Linked DNA regions of Homo sapiens: region 1 is linked to region 2. A link is an interaction called in ENCODE POLR2A ChIA-PET data of the cell type or tissue named here. Cell type or tissue: CD4-positive, alpha-beta T cell. All regions are shown on one strand.

Evidence for each region. Peaks named below come from ENCODE experiments on the same cell type or tissue, not always from the same donor. Only the 100,000 strongest peaks of a DNase experiment are listed, where the experiment ranks them.
Region 1: POLR2A ChIA-PET joins it to region 2 with 13 read pairs; 2 of 35 experiments call an interaction of 5 or more read pairs at or near these places.

What each region holds. Positions count from the first base shown.
Region 1 is chr15:59,975,671-59,978,170 of GRCh38, reverse strand. No RefSeq gene overlaps it. Among named protein-coding and RNA genes, the nearest start is that of FOXB1, 27 kb to the left of the region's middle. In CD4-positive, alpha-beta T cell, no CTCF peak of the experiment used is centred here; a DNase peak (open chromatin) is centred at 1,450.
Region 2 is chr15:59,802,761-59,805,260 of GRCh38, reverse strand. No RefSeq gene overlaps it. Among named protein-coding and RNA genes, the nearest start is that of BNIP2, 110 kb to the right of the region's middle. RefSeq lists a silencer at 1,329-1,378 and an enhancer at 1,111-1,639. In CD4-positive, alpha-beta T cell, no CTCF peak of the experiment used is centred here; a DNase peak (open chromatin) is centred at 1,380; H3K4me3 peaks cover 772 bases; H3K27ac peaks cover 437 bases.

The DNA.
Region 1 (2,500 bases), 170 kb before region 2:
TTCTTAAGAATTCTATTTTGTGTTTATATCTAGAAAAGGAATTTAATGAAGTATTGTGCTTTCTAAGCCCACACGTATTATTACACAGAGAAAATCTGATCATTCTTGTATCTTCAGAAAGGGTGGCATCGTGTCAAATTAAAATTTTGGATTTCTTAATCAGCCAGTGATTTATAAGACAATTTGGGGACAATTTACTTTATGAGTGCCTCAATTTACCTTTTCAACAGCAATGAAAACTTCGTGAGACTCTTTTGTATTTAGTGAAATACACTGGAACAAAGAGATGAAAACAGCGAGTGAACTATAAACTTCTCTTCTATTCTTATTATAGAAAAAATTACTCCAAGCCAGCAATGGGCAAAATATGTAAATATAATGCCCTTAGGTATACATGTAGTGCCTGTTGATTTCAAGGGAAGCCATGCAAATGTATATGAATAGAATTTGATTCTGAGTCTCTTCAGTTGGCTCAACAATTTAGGTTTTCAGTTATATTTATGTTTTACTATATCCCCCAAACAGCTCACAGAATAAATGTATTTTATGTCTTGAATCATCAGCCGGTCTTAAAACTGCTCTTTCTTTCTCTATGTAAATATTCCGACGTAGCTGGTTGCCTAACAAGCTTGCTTAACCATCCAGCAAACTTCGAATCCAAGGCCTATTCATACTTCTTGGTTCTGATATATGACTTTAAACTGGAAAAGAATCTTTTCAAAAATACGTTGCTCCCCAAGCATCACTCTAAGGAACAGAATGTAGCTGGGTTGGCTATTATTTGGGGGTTTGGAAACGCGGCTTAATGATATTCATATTAGAAATGATAAACCTGGAGAGTTATAACTTCTGTCTCCAATATATTAAGTCTGAACTTTGGCTCAACTGCTATTTTGATGGAAAGGTTTGTGCTGTTTCCTGCATTTATTTGAGTTGCCAGACTTCTTAAATGGCTTTTAAATATCTTAAGTAGAGCAATTCACTATTATATAGTAATTTTGTAGTTCTTTATGTTATTACTTGTTGAAAGTTACAAGCAGTGCATTTTTTGTTTCAAAACAAATTTCTATACCCAGCACAATTTCCAGTTTATAGTAGGTGCTCAACAAATACCTGTTAAGTAGATGAATATCAGCTGCTTCTGTATTCTTTTGATTCCTTGCTCTTGCTGTACCTGCATAACCATGAGTTCCAGGTGTCACACTATTGTACCCCACCTTCTACTCTAAAAAATATCAAAATAGGACCTTCGTTCAAGGTCCAACCAGAAAGAAGGAATCACTCTTCTTAAATCAGAGGAAATTTATTTAGTGCAAAGAACAGGTTACACAGGTGCAGAAAGAGCTGAGAAGATGAAAAGAGCACAAGAAAGCAACACAGAGGTTAGCAGTAGCAGGAAGCTACACGCCTAGACTGGAGGGACAAAGGGAGGAAGTGGAGTGGAGGAAGTGGTGTTACCACAGCTCAGAGGCTGGGGGCACCTGATGGAAGCTGAAACCACAGAAGACCATTCTGATAGACACTGATACTAAAGAGGTGATGCAAGAACGTGATACCCGACAGGCACCAGAAGCAGAGAACGGAAGAGGTCCTCTGGCTTCTCTCTTCCTTCTGCCCTCCTATTTCTCATTAGCCAAACACTGTAAAATGCCCGTTGACATGGGGGCATATGGAAGGCAGCCTGCAAGCCTCCCCAGCCCCCTAGACTGAGCAGAGCAGGGAAGGACAAATAATAGATCTGAGAGCAAACAGGCCATGACCTGATCCACTACCAAAGGAAGATATTTGGGAATAATAATAATAATATTTTAGAATAATATATTTGGCAATTTTGTGCTTTCCATTCCCTTCTGACATATCCCTGCCTGCCAGTCACTCTGCCCATTAACTCCTATCCCAGTGTGGCCTCACCAGTGATACTTCACCAGTCCTTTGATCCTGAGAGCCCTTCATGAGGCATAATCCAAGATCAGACAGCTGGCCCTGTACTTTACATGCCACTCGATCACCCATTACAGAGGAATCCAGCCCAGTGGACCTTGCTCCAGAACTTATCCCCCAGCCTCGCAGCTGATTTCACTGCCAGAGATGGTGGATGATTCTCCTGAGCTCCTGGTGGAGAGAGCAATGCGATCTTGGTTACCCAGGCCAACTTCCAAGCTTTTAGTGGTGTGATTAGGGCAGCCTCTGCGTCACCACAATTCCACCCTTATATTTTTCAATGAAGATTTTTTCTTTGGCAATTATTGTCCTTCACATTTTATGCTTCATTTATAAGAGTCTAATTTGCATTGCAACGTACAGACAAGCTACAAATTAAGACATCTTATTACGATTATCACTATTCATAACATTTTTCACTAGGCATCTGCTTTGATTTCTACAACAACCACATGATGTTAAGGCAGAGTTTCCCACCATTGGCACTATTGTCATTTTGGGCTGGACAGTTCTTTGTTGTGGGTTGTCCTGTGCACTGTGGCATGTTTAGCAGCACCCC
Region 2 (2,500 bases):
CTTATTTCTCCTTCACTTATGAAGCTTAGTTTGGCTGGATATGAAATTCTGGGTTGAAAATTCTTTTCTTTAAGAATGTTGAATATTGGCCCCCAATCTCTTCTGGCTTGTAGAGTTTCTGCTGAGAGATCAGCTGTTAGTCTGATGGGCTTCCCTTTGTGGGTCACCTGACCTTTCTCTCTGGCTGCCCTTAACATTTTTTCCTTCGTTTCAACTTTGGTGAATCTGACAATTATGTGTCTTAGACTTGCTCTTCTTGGGGAGTATCTTTGTGGCGTTCTCTGTATTTCCTGAATTTGAATGTTGGCCTGCCTTGCTAGATTGGGGAAGTTCTCCTGGATAATATCCTGCAGAGTGTTTTCCAACTTGGTTCCATTCTCCCCGTCACTTTCAGGTATGCCAATCAGACGTAGATTTGGTCTTTTCACATAGTCCCATATTTCTTGGAGGCTTTGTTCATTTCTTTTTATTCTTTTTTCTCTAAACTTCTCTTCTCGCTTCATTTCATTCATTTCATCTTTCATCACTGATACCCTTCCTTCCAGTTGATCGAATCGGCTACTGAGGCTTGTGCATTTGTCACGTAGTTCTCATGCCTTGGTTTTCAGCTCCATCAGGTCCTTTAAGGACTTCTCTGCATTAGTTATTCTAGTTTGCCATTCGTCTAATTTTTTTTCAAGGTTTTTAACTTCTTTGCCATGGGTTCGAGCTTCCTCCTTTAGCTCGGAGTAGTTTGATCATCTGAAGCCTTCTTTTCTCAACTCGTCAAAGTCATTCTCTGTCCAGCTTTGTTCCATTGCTGGTGAGGAGCTGTGTTCCTTTGGAGGAGGAGAGGCGCTCTGATTTTGAGTTTCTAGTTTTTCTGCTCTGTTTTTTCCCCATCTTTGTGGCTTTATCTACCTTTGGTCTTTGATGATGGTGACGTACAGATGGGGTTTTGGTGTGGATGTCCTTTGTTTGTTAGTTTTCCTTCTAACAGTCAGGACCCTCAGCTGCAGGTCTGTCGGAGTTTGCTGGAGGTCCACTCCAGACCCTGTTTACCTGGGTATCAGCAGCGGAGGCTGCAGAACAGTGAATATTGGTGAACAGCAAATGTTGCTGCCTGATCGTTCCTCTGGAAGTTTTGTCTCAGAGGAGTACCCAGCTGTGTGAGGTGTCAGTCTGCCCCTACTGGGGGGTGCTTCCCAGTTAGGCTACTCGGGGGTCAGGGACCCACTTGAAGAGGCTGTCTACCCGTTCTCAGATCTCCAGCTGTGTGCGGGAGAACCACTACTCTCTTCAAAGCTGTCAGTCAGGGACATTTAAGTCTGCAGAGATTTCTGCTGCCTTTTGTTTCACTATGCCCTGCCCCCAGAGGTGGAGTCCATAGAGCCAGGCAGGCCTCCTTGAGCTGCGGTGGACTCCACCCAGTTCAAGCTTCCTGACTGCTTTGTTTACCTACGCAAGCCTGAGCAATGGTGGGCACCCCTCCCCCAGCCTCGCTGCCGCCTTGCAGTTTGATCTCAGACTGCTGTGCTAGCAATGAGTGAGGCTCCGTGGGCGTAGGACCCTCCGAGTGAGGCATGGGATATAATCTGCAGCTGTGCCGTTTGCTAAGACCGTGAGAAAAGCTCAATATTAGGGTGGGAGTGACCCGATTTTCCAGGTGCCATCTATCACCCCTTTCTTTGACTAGGAAAGGGAATTCCCTGACCCCTTGCACTTCCCGGATGAGGCAATGCCTCACCCTGCTTTGGCTCATGCTCGGTGCACTGCAGCCACTGTCCTGCACCCTCTATCCAACACTCCCCAGTGAGATGAATACGGTACCTAAGTTGGAAATGCAGAAATCACCCGTCTTCTGCGCGTCGCTCACGCTTGAATGAGAACTGACGAGGGTTTGGAAATTATCCTCTTTCCTTCCCAGCTCCTCCCTAATTTCTAAATGCCAGCTTTTAAAGTGATTTTGGAAACATATTCAATTCTAATGCAGAGATTCAGCCTAATCTTTGAGTACAGTGCTGAATAAACCACCCTCACAGTGCATGTTTTCACTTCATTTCTTCTTGCGGCTTTCCTGAATAAACTAGCTTAAGCAATATCTTTACTCAAGTCCTATGTTCATTCAGTCCCTGATAGTTTAAAAGAATTAGCTTACTTCTTAGCAAAATTGTACTGATATCTGCAAAATTTTATTTAGTTCTGGTATAATTACTCAATGGGTAGGTTTGAGTTGTGGATACGGGTGTGAATAGACCATGACCTTCACTTTCCAGGAGCTCACTTGTCCAGCAAAATTACCAAGCCTGCCACTTATGTAATTTTAATATTCTAATAGTCATATTTTAAAAAGCAAAAAGAAACAAGTGAAATGAATTTTTACAATATATTTTGTTTAATCCAATGTATCCAAAGTATGTAATTGATATAAAAATTACTAAAGAGAGGTTTTTACATTCTTCATTCCTTGTTCTAAGTCTTCAATATCCAGCACATTGAACACATCTCAATTTGGATTAGT